4 separate regions of the Homo sapiens genome follow, and all the other regions are linked to region 1. The links are chromatin contacts, found by Hi-C or POLR2A ChIA-PET in ENCODE. All regions are on one chromosome and are shown on one strand. The core of a region is the stretch at or near the end of the contact, and the rest is flanking DNA. Distances in the headings are between cores, read along the strand shown.

The links. Hi-C counts contacts between places; a loop is a spot of excess contacts on that map. ChIA-PET counts read pairs that join two places held with the same protein, here RNA polymerase II (POLR2A). Pooled maps may share reads with other maps.
Region 2: a pooled map shows a loop between it and region 1 (8-fold over the local background). The contact joins the enhancer-like site here to the promoter of SERGEF in region 1. A Hi-C loop is called at or near these places in 5 of 50 pooled maps. POLR2A ChIA-PET finds 5 or more read pairs at or near these places in 2 of 52 experiments (AG04450 and T-cell).
Region 3: a loop to region 1 is called in a map of CD8-positive, alpha-beta T cell, with 5 times the contacts of the local background. The contact joins the promoter of NUCB2 here to the promoter of SERGEF in region 1. A Hi-C loop is called at or near these places in 3 of 168 maps with a recorded cell type or tissue (CD8-positive, alpha-beta T cell and naive thymus-derived CD4-positive, alpha-beta T cell), 2 of 37 single-sample maps with no recorded cell type and 15 of 50 pooled maps. POLR2A ChIA-PET finds 5 or more read pairs at or near these places in 3 of 52 experiments (HepG2, T-cell and naive thymus-derived CD4-positive, alpha-beta T cell).
Region 4: a map of B cell shows a loop between it and region 1 (6-fold over the local background). The contact joins the promoter of KCNJ11 here to the promoter of SERGEF in region 1. A Hi-C loop is called at or near these places in 1 of 168 maps with a recorded cell type or tissue (B cell) and 7 of 50 pooled maps. POLR2A ChIA-PET finds 5 or more read pairs at or near these places in 3 of 52 experiments (T-cell, activated T-cell and activated naive CD4-positive, alpha-beta T cell).

What each region holds. Positions count from the first base shown.
Region 1 is chr11:18,009,531-18,015,380 of GRCh38, forward strand. SERGEF (secretion regulating guanine nucleotide exchange factor) reads right to left here and starts at 3,517. Exons shown (of 11, transcript NM_012139.4): 1 at 3,421-3,517. The coding sequence starts at 3,480. RefSeq lists silencers at 774-833, 3,185-3,804 and enhancers at 1,792-2,309, 2,310-2,826, 4,185-4,234.
Region 2 is chr11:18,667,324-18,673,997 of GRCh38, forward strand. No RefSeq gene overlaps it. Among named protein-coding and RNA genes, the nearest start is that of TMEM86A, 28 kb to the right of the region's middle. RefSeq lists an enhancer at 1,133-1,634. Within about 2 kb of position 5,053, at least 2 of the 41 ENCODE cell types and tissues checked have a DNase peak (open chromatin) inside an H3K27ac peak, as active enhancers do.
Region 3 is chr11:17,275,489-17,281,968 of GRCh38, forward strand. It overlaps NUCB2 (nucleobindin 2), which reads left to right and starts at 1,251. Exons shown (of 14, transcript NM_005013.4): 1 at 1,251-1,340. RefSeq lists an enhancer at 805-894 and a silencer at 1,085-1,514.
Region 4 is chr11:17,387,409-17,392,138 of GRCh38, forward strand. It overlaps KCNJ11 (potassium inwardly rectifying channel subfamily J member 11), which reads right to left and starts at 1,251. Exons shown (of 1, transcript NM_000525.4): 1 at 1-1,251. The coding sequence starts at 683. RefSeq lists an enhancer at 1-433 and silencers at 1,642-2,151, 2,232-2,331.

The DNA of each region.
Region 1 (5,850 bases), core at 2,267-4,766:
GACTCTGGAATCAAAGCTGGCTAAGGATTTCTTGCCTTAAAGCAAGGCACGTCATTATTTCATTTGTACAGTGAAAGAGGCTGGCAATGATCTCTAAAGCCCTTTCCAAGTACAGTGCTATGTGACTCCAAGATTCACATGGTGAGATTCCAGTAAGGGGACAGATTTCCCCTTGACAGGCAATATGTCTATTATTATTATTATTATACAAAAAGGGTCCATAATCCCTAATCTGAAATGCTTACAGTCAGATGTATTTCAGATTCAGAATTTTACAGCTTTTAGAAAAGTAATACAGTACATATGTCATATATACTGATGCAAGGTCCAGGGACAGCAGCCCATAAGCAAAACAATAATATTTCTGCATTACAAAGTACAAATATTCATAAGAAGTGGCCAAAGACTATAAATGGCCTTATGTCCAGTAAGTTTTGGGTTTTCAGAGCTTTTTGTATTCAGAATTGAAGACAAGGGATTGTGGACCTGCAGAGAGAATCTTACTAAGATTTCAGAAATCTTTATAATTTATTCAAGTACCTACTCCTAGCTGGTTCTTCCTGGAGATGAGAAGTAAAATCTTTTAAATATGTTTGTTTTTGAAGACACCTGAATGAGGAAAGGTGATGTAAAATAATTACAACAAATACATATATACATACTTACATACATACATACATAATCCTTCCCCTTGTAGTCTATTTCACAGCCATCCTGGGCTGCAAGGACTCAAAGATGGAAGAGTAAGCCATAGCAGGGGCATAAGTCCCAGAAGCCCACAGGGGGCAATATTAGCTACCAATTACTGAGTGCTTCTCTCCATACTGTGCATTCACCTTTAATCCTCACAACAACTAAGAAGGACATTATTACTCCCATTTCACAGAGGAAGAAACTAAGGCTCAGAGAGGTTAAGTAACTTTCCATAGTTATATCTGGGTAGGCAAAAAGTCTGATGCCCTGCACCTTTTACTATACCTTACTGTGTCTCTTAGAAAAAATAAAAAAAGGACATACAGTGAAGCAGCCCAGAGCTTACCTGACAGGTGGTTAACTGTATGACTTTATCTAAAAGAGCATCCCCATATCACTCATTTTCTGCTTTATTTTTCTTCATGCCACTTCTTGATGTTACATTATATATGACTACTTGTTTACTGTACACCACCCCTGCCAGAAACTAAACTCCAGGAGGGCAGGAACTCTGCTTTGCTCACTGCTGTTTCCCCTGCATCTGAAACTGTGCTGGCCCAAAGAAGATGTACATATATTTATATGGCGAATGAATGTAAGACCCTATGAAAGACTTGCTCAGCATGAAGGGGAATATAGAGCATATATGCACAGGATTTCTTGGTCAGCCCTGAGATCTCCGTGGCTGTCCCATTACCAGGGGTGCAAGGCTGCTGAACACCTGGGAGAAAAGTAACATGACACATGGGCACTCTGAGGTTCAAATTACGGTACCAATTTTTGTAACACTGTGAGAGGCCCTAAATCCAGGATAAAGCAAGACGAAGGGAAATTTAACACAACCTATTACAACTGTTGTTTGCCTTTCTTCCTCACAAACACTCCAGACATATCACACGTGCACATGCACACATACACACACACACACACACACACACACACACCCCTAACAAGGTAAATCCCCTTCCTGTGAACCGAACTTTATTCCCCCAAAATTCACGTGTTGAAGCCCTAACCTTTAGTACCTTACTGTATTTGGAAAGAAGGCCTTTAAAGGGGCAATTAAGGTTAAATGAGGTCATAAGGGTGGGGCCCTAATCCAATATGACTGGTGTCCTTAAAAGAAGAGACACCACGGATGCTCACGCACACAGAAAAGGCCATGTGAGGACACAGTGAAAAAAGCCATGTGAGGACACAGTGAGAAGGCGGCCATCTGCAAGCCAGAGAGAGGCCTCGGGAGAAACCAAACCTACTCACACCTTGATCTTGGCCTTCTAGCCTCTGGAACTGTGAGAAAATAAATTTCTGTTGTTTAAGCCTCTGTTGTGTGGTATTTTGTTATGGTAGCCCTAGCCGACCAACACACCCCCACAGTTTCAGATTATACAGCAGGAAAAACACACTACCAGTCCTCCAAACACAGCAGAAGGGTGTCAACAACCTATTAAACATATTTTACAACCTTTAATATTCGGCTTTGTCTGTACTGAAACAATATTTCTGTTTCCTCTGTCCACACAGACGCCAGTCTCCTGCCTGGAAAAAGCCAGAGACAGCACACATTCAATCCCCAACTCCACCCCCAGCTCCCGGGCCACCTCAAAGACGCCCAGCCAGCCAGACTACCGCAGGTCACGCCATGCTCTCCCTCCTGCCAAATTGCAGCCCCACATTCAACAATTGCCGCCTTGTACTGATCATTACTTCTTTAAAAATTGGACAACTAATACTGATTTTAACAGCAATACAGGTTATAATTTTGCTCTCCCCCAACACAAGAGCTGGAAGTCCTTCACTCGTGTATTTCACTCATGTGTATTTCCCCAACACCAGCACATGGGTAGGCACACAGATGCTCGTTCATTCATTCGTCAACGAGTATTTACTGGGGACCTACAATGTGCCAGACACCAAGAGAGGCACCGTGAACAAGACAGGCACAGCACCCACTCTTACCACACTTACTTTCCAGCCAGAGAGACTGACGTTAATAATAAATTATACACATCATTACAATTGTGATACGTGCTATGAAGAAGCACAAGACGCAGCGACTGCTTGTTCCCGTGCATGCTGGTCGGCCACCTGCCACGCTCCTGTGCATGAACCCTCCTCTCTCCCAGACACACATCAAGATGACCCTGTCTCTCCCAATGCTCCCGTCAAACCAACAGCAGCCCAACTCCCCCAACACATGCAAGAACCGGTCACAGCAGAGTGTCAGCAAATAGGCAGGGTCTGTGCCTTGTGCGCGGCCAAACACCGCAGGCCTCACATCTAAAGGATGCTTTCGCCAGGCTGGGACAGGGTCTCCCTCCTCCAGGCATCAGGAGTGTGGGGGGCACAGGTGGCCCCACGGAGCTCTGGGACCGGGCGATCCTCTCCACCGAGCCCTCCGCGCTGTCTTCCAGGCGCTATTCGGGCTGGAGGGCTCTCGCGGAACCAGACGCTCTGCCCCGAGGCAGGTTCTTCCCGCGGCGCCACAGCCCCTCCGGCCCTGACCCCGCCAGCCGGCAGGCCCCTAAGTCGACCGCGAAGACCCTTCCTTCCCCGCCCGCCCGCTCCTCCTCCGCTCCCCCTCCGCTCCCAGCCCAGGATCCTTCAACCCAGAGCCCGGCTCGGACCTCAGCCGCCCAGCCCCTGAACTGCCCACGCCGCGGCCAGCAGCTCCCACATCTCGGCGCCCCTCAGGGCCTGCACCGGCCCGGGGGCGGAGTCACGTACCCAGGCGAAGAGCGCGGCCGCCGCGGGGGCGGCCTCCGAGGCGCTGGGCTCGCGCTCCATGCGAGGACGCTCCGCCGGCGCTTCCGGGAGGGACGGCACGGGGGCGGCGCCTGCCGGGGGTAGGTGAGCGCCGGAGCCGGACCGGGGACGCGTGATGGGTAGGGCGCGGGGCGGGGTCTGTGGTGGGAAGCGGCCCGCAGGCCGGGAGAGAGGGTGCGGCCGGGCCCTCGGGCCACTGGGGATCAGTGGTGGGCGGGGCCGGACGACAGCCCCGGAGCCGCCTCCCAGTCAGCCCGCCCCGGCGGCGCTCGCAGCGTCTCCGCCCGCAGCCTCCTGTCTCGCTGGGCCTCTCAGCCTCTCGCTCCTACCCCCTCGTACTCTTTATTTTTAGTCATAATTTCATGTTTCATGCAGGTGCACTGCGCGCCACAGTTCACAAAGCTCCTTCGCGTTTTTGTCTCCTTGGAGGCCCACGACAGCCCAGAGGGGCTGACAGGGCAGCGATGGCATCACCATTTGCGGGAACAGGAAATGGAGCCTGAGGGGTAGGGCAGGGTCCTGCCCGGCGTCTCAGGCGCAATTGTCTTGAGCCCGCTTTGGTGTGCGTTCGCAAACATCTGAGGGGGCGCCTTGGGAGGCGAGTGGAGTGGCACGTCGCCGGTGTCGCCCTCTGCACCTGGCACGGAGCGGGAACCCGCGCCTCGCGACGCTGAATGGGGGAGGCTGGTTAGCGTCGACTCCTGCCGGGGCAGCCTCGGCGCTCCGGGCACGGCCCTGAGCTCATTCTATTAATAATACTGGATAATCGTCACCCAACGAACATTTCCATATAAAATGGCTTTTCTCAGACAGCGTCGTGTTGCTGATGGGAGTTAATTAAGTTCAATTTATCTGAAGGAAAATATGGCACCGCGTACCGGGAATACAGAACACATAGGGTCACATTAAAGATGATCATCCACATTCACATTCGGTAGCACTTGGCCCCTCTGCTGACACGGGCCTCCAGCACTCACTGCCCTTCACCCCTGGGCTTCTGGGAAGTGTCTCCAATGAGCTCTTACACTGTCCTTTCCTGTTCTTTCACTCCATCCACTTTTAGGAGTTTCTGCCTGTAAGACCACTTGAGGGCAGCCCCTCACCTTTATCTCTCCAACCTGTGGCATCTGGAGAACGTCGATGACCATACCAAGAAAAAAGCAAACTTTGGAGAGATAAAACAGCTCTTCATTCTCTAGGGATCTGAATGTGCAGGAGCTATACCATGCTTACTGACTGTCTTATGAGTGGGCTTTTTTGTGCTGACCATTTCTTTGAAGCATGTGTAACAGGATGTAAAAATGGGATCCTTCACCGCTCAGTTTTGGCTGAGCAACAAGTGCCAGTTACTCCTATATCATAAAGTAAGGTTCAAGACCACCAAAGCAGGTCTTGCAAAGCAACTGTCTAGAAACCAGTGTATGACTTTCAGTCTACGAAAAAGGTTGAGAGGCCAGAGAGAATTCTAGTAGGATATGTGGCCACAATTATCAATGTGGTGTGGGTCTCAACCCATCTCAGGTCTAAGGAAAGTTACTTTACCTGGGTCCCTGAGAGAGCTTGGTATGCATCCCTCTAGATTTAGGACCCAGACAGGCTTCTGTCCAATCCGTTCTGAGAAATACAAGGGCTTGTGGCTGGATATCTGCTCTAATAGCTGAGCAAAGACAAACTGATGCTTTGGGGAGGTCTTTCACACCCACAGTTTTTCAAAATAAAAACTGTCCATTTCCCATGTGAGTATTTCCCATACCTGAGCAAACTGGCTGGGGGATGGTCTTAGACCTTGTCCAAGAGAATTTCTGGAAGGGTGAAGTGACACCCACAGGACAGTCGATCACTAGATTCCTTGAGGGTGAGGGAAATGAATTTAACAGCCCAGAGAGATACATTTACCTACATCAAGAAATCCCAAGAAATAAGAAGGTGGGAAGGTCTTCCAAAATGCCCACAAGAAAATGTCAGCATGTAATATTTACAAAGTACAGAAAGCACTGATGACAATTCACAACAGTATCAGACCAAAAAGAACTTTTCTCCTCCTTACCTCTCCTCCCCTCTACATCTCCCCAACCCTGGAGGAGTCCCAGGCATCCACTGAGTAACAAGAGACAAGGAAATTAAGAAACTAAGCACACCCACTCCTTTCTCAGTTCTGGAGGAGGAAAAAAGCTTCAACCTTAAAGTTTGTTTTATCAAAGTTTTTCCACAGGACTAGCCTTTTTAAATATTGAAATGAGAAAGAGAGAGAGAGAGAGAGAGTGTGTGTGTGTGTGTGTGTGTGTGAGAGAGAGAGAGAGAGAGAGAGAGAGAGAGAGAGAGAGAGAGAGAAATGGAAATTAGGAGCTAAGGACTTTTTATTACCTGTGAGCAAGCAGAAAGTCAGGCAGC
Region 2 (6,674 bases), core at 3,803-6,302, 660 kb after region 1:
AGATTGCAGACATTGTATGGAAAAGCATTGTGAAAATCCCTGTCCTGTTCTGTTCCGTTCTGATTACCAGTGCATGCAGCCCCCAGTCACGTACCCCCACCTGCTCAATCGATCACGACCCTCTCATGTGGACCCCCTTAGAGTTGTGAGCCCTTAAAAGGGACAGGAATTGCTCACTCGGGAGCTTGGTTTTTTGGATATGTGTCTTGCCGATCTCCTGGCCGAATAAAGCCCTTCCTTCTTTAACTCAGTGTCTGAGGGGTTTTGTCTACAGCTTGTCCTGCTACAAAAGGAGCACATTATTTCAGTCAGCACTGTGCTGATCTGTGTTGACTCCCAGGATGGGAACAGGACAGTATTTCCCAAACTTTAATCATTTCAGAAGCTGCCTTATGACTTTTGCCATTTCCACTTATTATCTGTACTATTCAATCCCTTTTCTTCAGGTTTTTAAAGATTAAATTTTTTTTTCATTTTTTTTTTTTTTGAGACGGAGTCTTGCTCTGTCGCCCAGACTAGAGTGCAGTGGTGCGATCTTGGCTCACTGCAAACTCTGCCTCCTGGGTTCAAGCGATTCTCCTGCCTCAGCCTGCCACTGCACCCAGTTAATTTTTGTATTTTTAGTAGAGATGGGGTTTCACCATCTTGGCCAGGCTGGTCTTGAACTCCTGACCTCGTGATCCACCCGCCTTGGCCTCCCAAAGTGTTGGGATTACAGGCGTGAGCCACCGTGCCTGGCCTTAAATCTGTTTTAAAAAGAAATCTGGGAATTCACTATCACTCGACTTAAATAGAAGGCAACTGTAAAAACATATGCAATAAAATGATTAAGTTCTGACTAGATACAGTTTTAAAAGAAATTAGCAAAGTGTTTGGAGCTAGGATTCAAACCCAGGATTGAGCCAGAGACAAGGTCTTAACAACGGTGATTCATGTACCGCCTAACCGTGCCATTTAGGAAACCACTGGGGAGGAATGTAGTAGAATGGAACTTGCTGAGAATGAGAGCCAGTGAGGAATGGTGGAGGGTGGGGACTGAAATTTAATGGGAAGCCTTGGAATAGGGTTGCCAGATATATTACAGGACACTCAGTTAAATTTGGATAAAAGTATGTCACAACTAAAAAGGTACTTGCTTGTTTGAAATTCAAACTTAACGGGAGATCCTGCATTCTTATTAACTAAACCTGGCAATCCTAAAAACTTAACGGGAGGTCCTGCATTCTTATTAACTACACCTGGCAATCCCACCTAGGAATCAAGGGCATGATTCCAGCAGGAAATTTATCCTCAGGGAGAGGCAGGCAGTAGTTGCGTCTGTGAGGCCTGTGGTAAGACTAACCCCTGTCACTAGGCAGCAGTAGAGAACCGAGCAGAGCAGGGGGAGGGGCTGATAGTGGGGAGAGAAGAGCGGACGGGTGTGGGACTTTGGGGCCGCTCTAGGTCCTCATGCAGAATCTCAAATCAAATTAGCAAAAGACAGGAACAGGCAGCTCACAGACAAACAGCTTATACATGGCTAATAAACAAGAAAAGACGGGCTGGGCGCAGTGGCTCACGCCTGTAATCCCAGCACGTTGGGAGGCTCCGGCAGGCGGATCACCTGAGGTCAGGAGTTCGAGACCAGCGTGGCCAACACGGTGAAACCCCATCTCTACTAAAAATACAAAAAATTAGCTGGGCGTGGTGGTGGGCACATGTAATCCCAGCTACTCAAGAGCCTGAGGCAGGGGAATCACTTGAACCCGGGACGCGGAGGTTTCAGTGGGCCAAGATCGTGCCATTGCTCTCCAGCCTGGAGGACAAAAGTGAAACTCTGCCTCAGAAAAAAAGAAACAAAGAAAAAAAAGAAAAAGAAAAAAATGCATAGTCCTACTCATAATTGAATTAGTCAACCTAAAATGAGTTCTTTTCCATCTCTCAGATTGGCAAAAATTTAAATATGAAAAAGATTACTAATACTGTGTTGTGGAAGTGTGAGAAAATACTATGTAGAGCAGAGACTGGTCACAGAAATTCAGGGACTGGAGTTTTTAAGGTTAATTTGGTGGGTAGAGTCTCAGGAAGTGGGGAATGCTAATTGGTCAGGTTGGAGATGAAATCATAGGGAGCTGAAGCTGTCCTCTTGCGCTGAGTCAGTTCCTGGGTGGGGGCCACAAGACCAGATGAGCCAGTTTATTGATCTGGGTGGTGTCAGCTGATCCATCGAGTACAGGATCTGCAAACTATCTCAAGCACTGATCTTAGGTTTTACTGTAACCTAAGATGTTATCCCCGGGAGCAATTTGGGGAGGTTTAGAATATTGCAGTCTCCAGCTGCATCTCTCAGACTGGCAAAAATTAAAATATCAAAAAAGATTACTAGTACTCTGTTGTGAAAGTGTGAGAAAATACTATGTGAGTAGAGACTGGTGCATCCTCTTTGGATTAATATCAAAAGAAGAGATGCACATAGCCTTTAATCAATGACGTAACTCCCAGGGATTTATCAGACAGATTTACTCTCCCTTAGATGTGGAGACATAAGAGGTTGTAAGTGCAACCTGGAGCTGGGTTGCTAGTCCATAAAGCACCTTGGATATCAATGTCGACTCCGCCAGCTGTGATGTCACTTGACCAATGGGAGGAGAGAGGGGAAGCGCTGGCTTAGGGAGCTGAATGTTGTCCACTCCCTCTCCCTGCCCTCTACAGCTTTTTCCCCCCAGCTGTGGCTGCTCTGGGAAGCAGAAGTAAATATTGATTTTTAGAACCATCTAGACCTGATGTCAAATCTGGTTCTGTCACTTACTTGCTGTGTGACCTTGTCCTAGCAAGTTCACCTCTCATTTTATTTTATTTTATTTTATTTTGATATGGAGTCTCGCTCTGTCGCCCAGGCTGGGTGCAGTGGCGCAATCTCCGCTCACTGCAAGCTCCGCCTCCCGGGTTCACGCCATTCTCCTGCCTCAGCCTCCCAAGTAGCTGGGACTACAGGCGCCTGCCACCACGCCCGGCTAATTTTTTGTATTTTTTGTAGAGACGGGGTTTTGCCATGTTGTCCAGGCTGGTCTCAAACTCCTAACCTCAGGTGATCCACCCACCTCGGCCTCCCAAAGTTCTGGGGTAACAGGCGTGAGCCATCACATCTGGCCTCACCTCTCCTTTTCATTCATTTGATGATACATGTATTCAAAAATATTTATTGAGAATTTACTACTAGGCACTGCAATTTTGTGGTGAACAAGACAAAGTCTCTTTATCTCTTAGAACTTTCAGGCATGCAGGGTTGTTGGGGAGACACAATAAACAAGAAAACTAATAAATGGTGTAATATGGAAATGGTAGTAGATACTAAAAAGACAATAAGATAAGATGGTTGGGTATGGTGGCTCACGCCTGTAACCCCAACCAAGGCAGGAGGATCTCTTGAGCCCAGGAGTTTGAGACCAGCCTGGGAAACATAGTGAGACCTTGTCTCTACTATAAACAAAAAATTAGCTGGTGTGGTGGTGTGCACCTGTGGTCCCAGCTACTTGGGAGGCTGAGGCAGGAGGTATCACCTCAGCCCGAGAGGTGGAAGCTGCAGTGAGCCGTGATGGTGTCACTGCATTCCTGCCTGGGCAACAGAGTGAGACCCTGTCTCAAAACAAAAAACAAACAAAAACAATAAAATAAGATAAAATGATACAGTGACCAGGGATGTTGCTTATATGTAATAGGAGATGACAATTCTGTTTCACAGGGTTGACATCAAAATTACATAAGATACTACATATGAAGCACTTAGCATTGTGCCCGAGACAGGGTATTAATTATGGTAACAATTACTGAATGTTTGTAATGTGCTAGACACTGTTCCAAGTACTATGGGTAGACTAACTCATGTAATGACCTTGTTTTCCAGATAAGGAAACTGAAGCACAGGTAGGCTGAATTACTTGCCTAAAGTCAGGGAATTAGCAGAGGATAGAACTGTGACATTCTGGCCTCAGAGCCTACAGTTTTAACTGTTTTATTAAATATTAGTGTCTGTCTGTCTTTCATATCTTGATTAAAGGGGGCTGGAGGGCCCCGAGGAGGGCATGCTCAAATCTGTAGGAGGTGTGGGGGTTGGAGGCCAGGTGGAACCTAAGGCAGCTTGTGGAGCAAATGCAAGGGCACTGGAAGGTGAGTCACCATGTAACCTGGTGATGCTACTATATGACAAGAAAGTGAGAATTGAGGATAATGGAGTTATGAGATAATGGAATAAAGAAGGTGTCTTACTTGGCTCAGGCTCTGGCTGCGATAACAAAATATAGTTGACCCTTGAACAACATGAGTTTAAACTGTGCAGGTCCACTTATATATGGGATTTTTCCCCCATAAATACACTGAAAAATTTTTTTGAGATTTGCGACTATTTAAACATACAGATCAGCCAGGCATGGTGGCTCATGCCTGTAATGCCAGCACTTTGGGAGGCCGAGGCGGGTGGATCACCTGGCATTAGGAGTTTGAGACCAGCTTGGCCAACATGGTGAAACCCCATCTCTACTAAAAATACAAAAATTATCCAGGTGTGGTGGCGCATGCCTATAGTCTCAGCTACTTAGGAGGCTGAGGCAGAAGAATTGCTTGAACCCAGGAGGCAGAGGTTGCAGTGAGCCAAGATTGCGCCACTGCACTCCAGACTGGGTGACAGAGTGAGACTCCATCTCAAAAATAAAAATAAAAAAATAAAAATAAAATAAAAATACAGATGAACCATGTAGCCTGGAAATAAATATAAAAAATAAGAAAAAGTTAGGTATGTCATGAATACATAAAATACATGTAGATATTAGTCTATTTTATCACTTACTACCATAAAATACACACAAATCTATTATAAAAAGTTAAAGTTCATAAAAACATATACACACATAGACAGCACATGGCGCCATTTGAAGTCAAGACAAACGTATGTAAATGTAAAGATGCAGTATTAAATCATAATTGTATGCAATAACAGTAGGATATATTATACTACTATAATAATTTCCTAGCCACTTCCTGTTGCTGTTGTGGTGAGCTCAAGCATGGTGAGTACCCACTTAAAACAGTGTGTGACGCTGATCTCTGAGTGAGCAAGTGAGTAGTTAATCTCTCCAGGAAATTATACATCACAGTAAAAAGTGATTTCTTAGGGCGAGCGAGGTGGCTCACGCCTGTAATCCCAGCACTTTGGGGGGCTGAGGTGGGTGGATCACCTGAGGTCAGGAGTTTGAGACCAGCCTGGCCAACATGGCGAAACCCCATCTCTACTGAAAATACAAAAAATTAGCTGGGCATGATGGAAGGCGCCTGAATTTCCAGCTACTTGGGAGGCTGAGGCAGGAGATTTGCTTGAACCCGGGAGGTGGAGGTTGTAGTGAGCCAAGATCACGCCACTGCACTCCAGCCAGGGCGACAAGAGTGAAACGCTGTCTCAAAAAAAAAAAAGTAATTTCTTCTTGTTCTGCTGTTTTTTCTTTTATTTTTTTTGTTTTTGTTTTTGAGACAGAGTCTCACTCTGTCACCTGGGCTGCAGTGCAGTGGCGAAATTTCTGCTCACTGCAACCTCCGCCTCCTGGGTTCAAGCAATTCTCATGCCTGAGCCTCCAGAGTAGCTGGGATTATAGGTGTGTACCACCTCGCCTGGCTAATTTTTTTTTTTTTTTTTTTGAGACGGAGTCTCGCTCTGTTGCTAGGCTGGAGTACAGTGGTGCGATCTCGGCTCACTGCAACCTCCGCCTCCCGGGTTCAAGCCATTCTCCTGTCTCAGCCTCCTAAGCTGGGACAATAGACATGCGCCACCATGCCCAGCTCATTTTTGTATTTTTGGTAGAGATGGGGTTTCACCATGTTGGCCAGGATGGTCTCAATCTCTTGACCTCAAGTGATCCACCTGCCTCGGCCTCCCAAAGTGCTGGGATTACAGGCGTGAGCCTCCGTGCCCGGCTAATGTTTGTATTTTTAACAGAGACGAGGTTTCACCGTGTTGGCCAGGCTGGTCTCAAACTCCAGACCTCAGGTGATCCACCTGCCTCAGCCTCCCAAAGTGCTGGGATTACAGGCGTGAGCCACTGCGCCCGGCCGCTTTTGACTTCTTTTACGACATGGACCTTTCTGTGATACAGAGACTGAAACTAAAGCATATGGTTGGAGAAGGATTGGTATTGTATAGACAAAAAATTTAGAGAAATGAAAAAGCAAAAAAGACAAATTACAACGTATTTTCATAAAGTTTCACCAAGTGTGCCTGCCTCTCTTGTTTCCCCTTTCACCTCCTTTAGCTTTGTCATCCTTGAGACAACAACACCAACTGCTCCTCTTCCCCTACCTCCTCAGCCTACTCACTGTGAGAATGATGAGAATGAAGGCCTTTATGGTGACCCTCTTCCACTTAATGAATAGTATATATATTTTACCTTCCTTATGATTTTCTTAATAACATTTTCTTTATTCTAGCTTACTTTGTAAGAATAAAGTATATAATACATATAACATACAGAAGATGTGTTAACTTACTGTTTATGTTATCGGTAGGGCTTCTGGCCAACAGTAGGCTAGTAGTTATGTTTTGGGGGAGTCAAGAATTATATGTGGATTTTTGACTATATGGTGGGTTGGTTCCCCTCACCCTTGCGTTGCTCAAGGGTCAACTGTATTATACACTGGATGGCTTAAAAAAC
Region 3 (6,480 bases), core at 1-2,500, 740 kb before region 1:
AGAGTCCAGTTGTGCAACAGAGGCAATCTGGCTGGTAGTACTTCCTGATAACAGAAGCTTTCATTGCTAACATACTATGTGGCAGATTCTGTACTGTGTGTTTTTGTTTGTTTGTTTTTTTGAGACAGGGTCTCACTCTGTGGCACAATGATCATGGTTCACTGCAGCCTCGGCCTTCTGAGCTCAAGTGATCCTCCCGCCTCTGCCTCCGCCTCCTGAGTAGCTGGGACTACAGATGTGCGACACAGCACCTGGCAAATTTTTAAGTATTTTCTTCAGACTGAAACATCATTGTGTTAAAGATAAAAAAGTAAAAAATATTCTTGTAGAGATAGGATCTCACTGTTGTCCAGATTGGTCTCAAATTTTTGAGCTCAAGCCATCCTCCTGCCTTGGCCTCCCAAAGTGCTGGCATTACAGGGTGAGTCACCATGCCTAGTCTGTACTGTTTTCCTGGCAATGTTATCTCATTCAATCTTCGTGAATAACCCTAAGGTAGATATGATACCAATTTTTCAGGTGAAAAAAACTAATCGGCAGGATGAAACTTCGTAAACAGCCTGTGGCTCCAAAAGCTTCTGGAAGGCTCAAGCTACCCATGTGCATCTTTGAGCCTCAGTTTCCCCATCTTTAAAATGAGGGGTTTGGAATAGATGTCTGTTCTCTGGGGCAGGATGCAGAGGAAAGAGCTGTCTGCGAATGGGCAAGAGAGAAGGTGGGTAAATACAGTTAAACCACAGTGACCGAGGGCCCAGCACAACGGGGGTGGGTGCGGTTACAAATGCCGTTAAGATTCCCGCCAAGGCGGAGGACGGGGGTGTCAGAGCCGAGCGAGGCCTGTGGGCGAGAATAGGCCTGACAGCCATTCTCCGACCTGCGTGGGCGCTGCAGGCGCAGGCCAGAGGCCAAGGGAGAGGCGATCCCTGGGGCTCTGCCCGGGTCTCAGGACGGCACCTCACCCGCCCGAGTCCTGCTCCACAGGATTCTCCGGGTAAGCTAGGGAAGGAAGAGGCGCGGCCTCCTGAGCCCGCATCTCAGAGCGCCACGTCCCTCCTGGCTCAGCCTCCCACCAGGCTCCACAGCTTCGGCCCTCCTCACCGCCCGCCTCCAGGCTCCCCGGCGCGGCCTTGTCCCTGCTCCCGCCAATCGGCGTCGTCAGCAATCGCGAACCGGACCAATCAGCGGCCGCAGAGTGTGGGAACTGTCGCCATGGCAGCCAGGAGGCGGGCGCGCGCGGCGGGAGGAGGGGCAGAGCGGAGCGGTGGGCCGGGGGCTGGAGGACAGGTTTGTGCGCTGGACGCAAGCACCAGGCGCAGCCTCGCTCGCCGAGACCCGGCCAGGTAAGGCCGGTGGCCGCGCGGTAGGTGCGGAGCAGCGCGGCGGGAGATTAGGGGTGGGGGAGTCCGGAGATAAGGCTCCGGTCTTCGCCTGCCTTGCCAGAGCAGAGAGGATGGTGGGGGCCGTGCTGTGGGCGGGGCACCGGCGGGGAGGGGGCTCCCAGCGCGAGCCGGAGGCGCTGGGTTCCCTCTGCTCCACTCGCAGCTGGGCACCCGAGCTTTCTTCGGGGTCGAGGAGGGTGGCTGGCTCTTGGCGGGGAGCAGGAGAGGGTAGGTGCCAAACCGAGACCCTGGCGGGGTCCCTTCGGGTTTGGGCAGGTCGATGGGCAAGGGGGTGCCCACTAGTGAGGAGGGACACCCACCAATTCCAGGCGATGCTCCCCTGTGCCGCTCAGCAAAGCTAGGCCCGGGGATCCTGCTCTTCTCCGGTCTGGTTAAGCCAGCAACCTCTGACACTTAGGAGAAAGTTAGTGTAAGTCGTGATATGCTTTTCACTTAAGTGACAAATTAGGTACGAGATGAACCCTTTTGGTTTTAGGAGATGAGAAACAGTATTTCCTTGTTGCACCTGCTAAGTGGCAACTCAGTGAGCAAATATGGTTATTGTGGTTGGTGTTTGCAACGGTCTTAGATGACAGTTATTTTACAGTATCAAATGGCTGGGAGAGGGAGGGAAAGAAGGAGAGAGAGAGAGAGAATATGAGGGAATGAGAATGAACGGGAACCATTATGATTTTTGAGAGACAGAACCTCTTGAAATTCTATGTCTGCTAAACTTCTAAATTGAATAATGTACATTTTATGCAATTGAATAAGCTAGTGCTACCATTTAAGCCTGCTACTAAGGCTCTGTTAAATCCGTGGACGAATATGAACACTAAAAGATATTACCTTGGTTTAAAAATAGGGGAGGTTAAATGCAAATATTTCTGATAGTGAATTTTGTTTGAGGGAGATTGTGGACTTTCCCTATGGGAAAGTTAAAGAATTGATGAGATAGATGCTTTAAGGAATGTTTTTGTTTTTTGAAACTTGAATAAGTTCAACAAATGTTGAACAAATATTTCAACAAATCTTCTTCAGCTAATAGGGTCAAAAATTAAAATTCTGGAAATTTAGAATTAGAAATGAAATCTCAAATAATGTCACTCTCCTAATTAGGATGAACATGGAAACTTCTATTTCTCATCGTGGTCTTCAAGCTTTCCATGATCTCATCTACCTTTGTAGTAGGGGGTCAAATTTTTTTTTTAACTAGACAATTTTAGAAACTTAAAGGAGGCAAAAATTTATTTCTGTCTCCGTGTGTTTACTCATGCTCTTCTCTATCCAAATTTTACCCATCTTTTTTTTTTTTTTTTTTTTTTTGAGATGGAGTCTCACTCTGTCACCCAGGCTGGAGTGCAATGGCCCGATCTCAGCTCACTGCAGCCTCCGCCTCCCGGGTTCAAGGGATTCTCCTACCTCAGCCCATCGAGTAGCTGGGATTACAGGGACCCACCACCACAGCCAGCTAATTTTTTGTATTTTTATTAGAGACGAAGTTTCACCATGTTGGCCAGGCTGGTCTCGAACTCCTGACCTCAGGTGATCCACTTGCCTTGGCCTCCCAAAGTGCTGAGATTACAGGTGTGAGCCACCGTGCCTGGACGACCCATGTTCTAAGAGTCGAATCTGTCTATGTTGTGTTTACCTTTCTTTGCTCTCCCAAGGTACATATTGTTCATATCACGTATTTTGTATATATTCTTTCAGCATGCTTTTTGCCAAGTTGGTTTGCGCTCTGTGAATAACAGTTGAGATAAAATGCACAATTAAGACAATTAAGGTACTTTTCAAGACACAACTAATTATGGGCACTAATATCAATAACATCAATTCAGATGTCTTTTTTGTTTTGGGATATGTTATTAATCTCTGAACACATACTAAACTAATTTTGCATTACTTAGAATAATATGTAAATTACTTTCCACTTTCTAAGGACCCTTTTGAAGGCTGGGTTCTACAAAATACCCTTTTGAGTACTGGGTAGCTGGCAGAAGCAAGTGCAGGATTTAAAAATGTATTGAAAATAATCCTTTAGGCCGGGCATGGTGGCTAATGCCTGTAATCCCAGCACTTTGGGAGGCTGAGGCGGGTGGATCACTTGAGTCCAGGAGTTCAAGACCAGCCTGGCCAACATGGTGAAACCCCGTCTTTACTAAAAATACAAAAATTAGCCAGACGTAGTGGCGGGCATCTGTAATCTCAACTACTCAGGAGGCTGGAGCAGGGGAATCGCTTGAACCTGGAGGCGGAGGTTGCAGTGAGCCGAGATCGCGCTATTGCACTCCAGCCTGGGCAACTAGAGTGAAACTACGTCTCAAAAACAAAACAAAAAACAGGCTACTAACAATTTCAAATAATTTATTCAAGGAAAAACTTCAATCACTTTCATTATTTCCAATCAAAAATTTTTTTTACAACCATGATGTGGTGAAAAGTATACTTAGTTAGAATTTCATGGCCAGATTCCAGTACGGGCTCTGCCAAACGAACTTGGCCAAGTCAGTTAACTTCCTTCTGTATTTATAACCTTTTATAAAAGTAGGGCTGAATTAGATTACAGTAGTCCTCCTTTATCCTAGAGGGATATGTTCCAAGGGTCCCAATGGATGCCTGAAACTACAGGTAGTACCAACCCTTATATACGCTATGTTTTTTGCTATACATACATAATAATAAAATGAATAACAGTAATACACTGAAATGAAAGTTATATGAATGTGATCTTTCAAAATATCTTGTTTTACCTCAGGTAATTGAAACTGCAGAAAGTGAAATCGCAGATTAGGGAGGACTACTGTACCTCCAAGATTATTTCTGATCTTAGAATTCTCTGATTCTAAAATCCTAAAGCAGCCTAATAGAAGTTCAGATAGTAGTTACTTGATTTTATTTTTGGCAGAGCATTTTTTTTTTTTTTTTTTTTTTTTGAGACAGGGCCTCACTCTGTTGCCCAGGCTGACTGGAGTACAGTGGTGTGATCATGGCTCACTGCAGCCTGGAACTGCCAGGCTCAAGTGATCCTCCTACCTCAGCCTCCTGAGTAGCTAGGACTAAAGGAGCATGCCACCACACCCTGCTAATTTTTAAGTATTTTTTTGTAGAGAAGAGGCCTCGCCATGTTGTCCAGGCTGGTCTCAAACTTCTAGGCTCAAGCGATCTGCCTGTCTTGGCCTCCCAAAGTGCTGGAATTACAGGCATGAGCCACTACACCTGGCCTTGGCAGAGTTTTTTTTGGCAGTGTATTTTAATTATCTGAAGTACAGTATATGTAAATAATAAAGAGATTATAATTTTAATAATATGTTTATTGAGTGATACAGATCTGTTTTTCATAAGCCTATAATCTAGGATACTCCAATCCGTTGTTAAGACTGGAAAAAAAGGAGATATAATAGTTTCATTGATGAGTGTCCTTTTCTACAGATGTAGACAACAGAGGCTCTAAGATCTATACTAATGTCTTGATCAGGGAAAAGCTGGAGTCCAACTCAGCTGGTCATACACTTGATATTTTATTTGAACCTCACTTTCCTGTTGACTTTCATTTTCAAAGGGAAAATGGAGGTGAGCACCAGGTTATCTGTGGCCTTTGAAACTGGTGCCATGGAGAAACTCAAAAGCCGTTTATTTTTCTTCACCCTACCCTGTTTCATCATTAGATTTGTGACATTGATAGTAAGAAGAAGCAATCCACGTTTCCTAGCTCAAGGCAGTGTCTTAGAGAAGGAAACCTGAGTCTCTTGCTACAGTTCTGATTTAAGGTTGGAAGGAAGAGATTATGTTGGATGCATTGCTTTCATTGGTCTATGATTGCATCAGGACTTTGGTTCTGGCAATGTTCAGAGAAGAGCTCTAATGTGGCCTTTCAAAAATGACTGTAAGACCGGGCATGATGGCTCAGGCCTGTAATCCTTGGACTTTGGGAGGCTAAGGTGAGCAGATCACTTGAGCTCACAGGTTTGAGACCAGCCTGGGCAACATGGTGAAATCCCATCTCTACCAAAAATATTAAAAACTAGCTGGGCGTGGTGGTGCGTGCCTGTAGTTCCAGCTACTCTGGAGGCTGAGGCGGAAGGATGGCTTGAGCCTGGGAGGTGGAGGTTTTGATGAGCTGAAATAGCGCCAATGTACTCCAGCCTGGGTGGTAGAGTCAGACCCTGTCTCAAAAAACAAAAACGAAAACAAAAATTACTTTTAAAGTTGTATGTCAAACTGGTCTTGCTTGCTTTTTGTGTCGTTAATTTTTATTTATTTATTTTATTTATTTTTTTTAGACAGGGTCTTTCTCTGTCATCCAGGCTGGAGTACATTGGTATGCATGGCTCGACCTCCTGGGCTCAAGCAACCCTCCCATCTCAGCTTCCTGAGTAGCTGGGACTACAGGTGCACACCACTACACCCAGCTAATTTTTTGATTTTTTTTTGTAGAGGTGGGGTTTCACCATGTTGCCCAGGCTTGTTTTGAACTCCTGGGCTCAAGTGATCCACCCGCCTCAGCCTTTCAAAGTGCTGGGATTATAGGTGTGAGCCACCATGCCCAACCTGGTCTTGCTTTTTAAGTTCTACCACTTTGGGTGTTTACAGAACAGATTTTCATATTTCTTTATGTTTCCTTTTCAAGACAAGAAGGGCATTAATATTTATTGAGCAATTACCATTGTCATGCACTGTGCTGGTTACTTTGTATTCATTCTTATTTTCCTCGCATCAACAAACCTGTGAAGAGGTATGAGCTCAGTTTTCTAGGTAGGAAAATCAAGACTCAGAGGCAAGTAGCTTGCGAGTAAATGGGGGAAGTTAGGATTTAATCTCCTGTTTGTGTGTTTATTTTTTACCATGTTGTGTCAATAAAAGTCATATAACTTTCCAAAATACAACATGCATGTGATTACTCTCCTGCATAGATTATTTTATGTTAAATATACCATATGTAAAACAAGAAATACATGTCTCCTTAAAATTTGAAAATATTTTATTTGCTTTTTTTTTTAACAGACTACTTAGAAATAACTGCTTATGTTTACTAATGAGTTTGCACATGAGCTGATTTATGTTTTACATGTTATTTGGTGGGGTTTCAAAAAAGAATTTG
Region 4 (4,730 bases), core at 1-2,500, 620 kb before region 1:
CCCTCGGGGCTGGTGGTCTTGCGTACCACCTGCATGTGGATGGTGGCGCTGATGATCATGCTCTTGCGGAGGTCACCCACACGTAGCATGAAGCAGAGGCGGCCGTGGCGCAGGGCGATCACCGCATGCTTGCTGAAGATGAGGGTCTCAGCCCTGCGGTGGGCTTGGGCAGTCTTCATGAAGATGCAGCCAAGCATGATGGCGTTGATCATGAGCCCCACGATGTTCTGCACGATGAGGATCAGGATGGCCAGTGGGCACTCCTCAGTCACCATGCGCCCCCCAAAGCCAATAGTCACTTGGACCTCAATGGAGAAAAGGAAGGCAGACGAGAAGGAGTGGATGCTGGTGACACAGGGCTCAGCAGTGCCCTCGCTGGGGGCCAGGTCACCGTGGGCGAAGGCGATGAGCCACCAGGCCATGGCGAAGAGCAGCCAGCTGCACAGGAAGGACATGGTGAAGATGAGCAATGTGTGTGGCCACTTGAGGTCCACCAGCGTGGTGAACACGTCCTGCAGGAAGCGGCCCTGCTCCCGGATGTTCTTGTGGGCCACGTTGCAGTTGCCTTTCTTGGACACAAAGCGGGCCCTCCGCTGGCGGGCACGGTACCTGGGCTTGGCAGGGTCCTCTGCCAGGCGTGTCAGCACGTATTCCTCGGGGATGATGCCCTTGCGGGACAGCATGGCTCCGGTGACCCCCAGGGAGGGGCTTCCCCCATCGGAGGCACCCCTCGGACGTGGCCTAGGGCCTCACTGCAGAGTCCTCTCGGTGGGCACCTTCTCACCCTGGGGCTGCACTCAGCCTGTGCTGGCCTCACTTCTGAGATAACTCCCCACCAGACTCTTCCTTACCTCCACCTGGGTCCCACTTCACTTCTTAATACCAGCCTCAGGCCGGGCGCGGTGGCTCACGCCTGTAATCCCAGTACGTTGGGAGGCTGAGGAGGGCAGATCACTAGGTCAGGAGTTCGAGACCAGCCTGACCAACATGGTGAAACCCCATCTCTACTAAAAATACAAAAGTTAGCCGGGCATGGTGGTGCGCACCTGTAATCCCAGCTACTCAGGAAGCTGAGGCAGGAGAATCGCTTGAACCCGAGAGGCGGAGGTTGCAGTGAGCCAAGATCACGCCACTGCACTCCAGCCTGGGCGACAGAGCGAGACTCCGTCTCAAAAACAAAAAACAAAACAAAAAAAACAGCCTCACCCTTGAGCCCACCTGCCTGGCGCCTAGGGAGCCCCCAACCCTGCCGGCTCTCCACCTGGCCCTGCGTCCTCCCCCAGCTTCCCCCACCAGCTGACCACCCCTGGGCCTCCCGCTAAGAGCCCTTCTCCCCGCCCAGCCTGCCTTCCCAGCCCAGCTCAGAACTTAACACCTCCGGATCTCTCCCACTAACCGGACCTCACCCCCACCTCCGGGTCTCCCGCCTCACCTGTCTGGCCTTCGGGCTCCCAGGCTCCAGCTCAGGTCCTGGCCACCCCCGCCCCGTCTCTCCTCCAGGTGCGCCCCCTATGTCCTACTCCACCCCTCCCGGAGCGCCCCCGCCGCTTTCCGGATCCCCCTCCAGCTCTCGTCCTCTCTGTCTCCTTGGGATCCTGCGTTCTCTGGAGTCACCACCCCACCCGGCTCAACCGCGGCTCCCCGGACCTGCGCGCGACCCGGCGGGGCTGACTCCGAGTCGCGGCCTCCCGGTCCCTGCCGCCCGCCCGCGCCGCGGCTCCCGCTCCGCGCCGGGTCCCGGCCCCGCCCGCCGCCGCCGCTGCACCTGCTCCTGCTCCTCACGCCACGGCCGTCGCCTCCCCGCCCCCTCCCGCCGCCCGGGCGCTCGCGGCTGGCCGTCCTCCCGTCTGTCTGTCCGTCCGTGGGTCCGCGGAGACCGACCTGGGCTAGGCAGGGGTCTAGGACGGCGGGAGGGGGGCGCACGAGGAGAGGAACGGGGCCGGGGACCGCCAGGGGGAGCCCGACCTGCACCGGAGCGCAGGGGGCGGGGCCGGAGCAAGCCCCCGCCCCTCCCGCGCCCCTCCCCGCCCCCGCCCTCCACCTCCCCTCCCGGGACTCACAACCCGGCCTTTGGAGTTTTTCTGATCCGCGGAACCCAGAGGTTCCTCCTGCCCACGCTCTACGAAAGTGGGGGGCTGGGAGGGATCTGTGACCCGCCCTCCCAGTCTGGGGCCGCCGCCCTGTCGCCCTGGCTCCCCTCCCCCAATATCCCCATCCGTATTTGGGTCAGTAATCCGCCTCTCGGCCGCGCCAGGTTTGCAGGTTCCCCGGGAAAGGAGGCGCTGAGAGGCGGCGCCACCAATCCCAGGGCTGGCGGAAATTAGGCGGTCCGAGGACTTCTCAACCTGCAGCTGCTTCTCTTTGGGGGATGCTCTTAATCTTAGTCTTGAATCCTTTGACAATCTGATGGAAGCTCAGACTCCCTCTCATTAAAAAAAAAAAAAAAAAAAAAAAAAAAAAAGGCCTCGGCAGGAAAGGAGCACAGTTTAACACCTGCTACTGCTGTGGGGCAGCCTGGGCGGCTCCATCTTCTCAGCCATTCCGGCCCTACTTTAAAGAAGGTTTGAGCCGAGGCCACTTGCTTTACACTTTCTCACACCTGTCACCTGACTTCTTCCACGTTAGGTCATGGGTGGTATTTAGGCCTGAACAGTGTGTTAGGGCTGCCTCGGGCACTGGGGGACCCAGGCTCTTGGTCCCGGCATGGTGGTGTTTCTGTTCAGGCATCAGCCTGAGGCTGCCCTGTGGCATGGACCCGGGTTCTCAGCTGGGAGGGAAAGCCTGCTAGATCTCTGTTGTTGGAACAGTAACGGCTTTACCGCTGTCTGTGGCTCAGATCCTTATGGAAGAACCCCTGACCATCTGCGGCCATTTTGTTGGAGTGGGGGCTTGAGACAGGGTCTGGAAAAGGCAGTGTGGCTGTGGGCCACAGTGGGGGCAAGATATGCATTTTATATTGGATTTTCCTTTCTCTCCCTACCCACCTGCAGGCAGAGCGAACACCGCTACAAAGGATGGGTGTGATCATGGGCTATATTAACAAAGATGCAGTGTCTAGGAAGGGGAGGGTAAAATGAGATGAGCAGAGTGGGAAGCTCAAGGAGACAGGGTTACATGGGGAAATCTCTGAGGCAACTACAACTGTCCAGCCATCAGAAAAGGAAAGTCCCCCAGGGATTTGGGCACTATTGCAGAAACACCTGGCCTTGAAGGAGGATGAACTAGTAGTTTTTTGTGGCCCAAAGGGTAGAACCAGGACACTAAGTGGAACAGAGGCAGGCTTTGGTTTCACATATGCAAGAGTCAGTTCTAATAACAATAACCAGAGATGAGCCACATCTGTGGGGTACCCAAATCAAGTCGGTGGGCCATGAGGGATGTTATACAGGGATTTTGGGCCAGGATGACCTTGGGCATCCCTGCAACACCTCACTGTGGGCCCAGCCCTGCCCCTGCTACTTCCCTTCAATCTGTTGAGGTGGGGTGGCTTTGGAGCAGTGGTAGGCTTGTGGAGTCCTCTTTCAGTTCCCCGGCTCTGCTCTTGGGAGATCTCACAGTGGAGGAAGCTGCTGGGCCCCTGGGGAAATCTCAGAGCTGGAAAGGCTGGGTTCTGCCTCCTGGTGCAGCCTTGAGGCCTTACCTCCCTCCCTGCTGCTCACCCTTCTGAGAGGCTGAGTCTCCCACCTGAAAGGCTCAGCCTCCCCTTTTGCTCCATCCTGCACTTGCTTATAGTCATCTCCACCAAATACTGAACTTGTCAAGTCGCTTTCTTGCTCAAAACCCTTCTCCCTTTTTGTCCATGGGCATAGCCCACACTCCTTGCTCTGGCATTCAGGGCTCTCTGATATGATGCCCTCCCCACTGCTGTAATCTCTCTCCCACCTCCCTGATCAACCAACACTCTTAACACACTTCCACCATCACTCCTTAGCTCCTGCTGTCCCTACCTGCCACCCCAACCCTTTCTCTGACTTTCTGCCTAACCAATCCCTATCCCCCACAATATTTAACTCAAATTTTGTCTTTTCCAGGCAGGCTGCCAGGCTTTACAGAGCTCTTCCTTTCCGAGCTTCTCTGGCTCCTGGAACATCCACAGGGGTCTGCACTGGACCTGCCTCCGATAACTGGTGGGCTTTTCTTATGTTGTGCCTCTATGATCCCCTTGCAGCCAAGAGGATGCAGGTTCAAGACTCTTAGGTCTGCACCTCAGGGCTTGGTGCAGCCAGTACTGCAGATGATATGCAAATGATCATAAAATGAGATGTAAATGAGCACCTGCCATTTCTTGGCCAAGGGCAGGTGTGCACTCTTGTTTCGTGATGCAGAGGAAGTCAGGACAGCTGCTGTTTTAGTCTCCCTGGTGTCTGGGCTCCAGCGTCTCCCAGACACCACCTGGCTGACCTGTGACTCATGCACTGTGCTTTCCCTCTGAAGGACCACCTTTCCACTTCTGAATGCCCCTGCTTGAGGGATGGAGATGGAGACATGATCCAGGCCTAGCCAGCCAGTGTATGCCACCCCTCTGATCACAGTGGGGTGGGGATGGGAATGTGATCCAAGTTGGTGCATTGAGATTTGCTCCCAAGCTTTTGCTGGAACTATTGGGAAGGAGTATCTGTTTTGCCTCTTGGGTTGCCTTGGGGCAGGATGTAAGCTGGACCTGCTAGTGGCCATCTGTCATAATGAAAGGGGAGGAAAATGGAACCCAGAAAGGAAGACACATCCCAGAT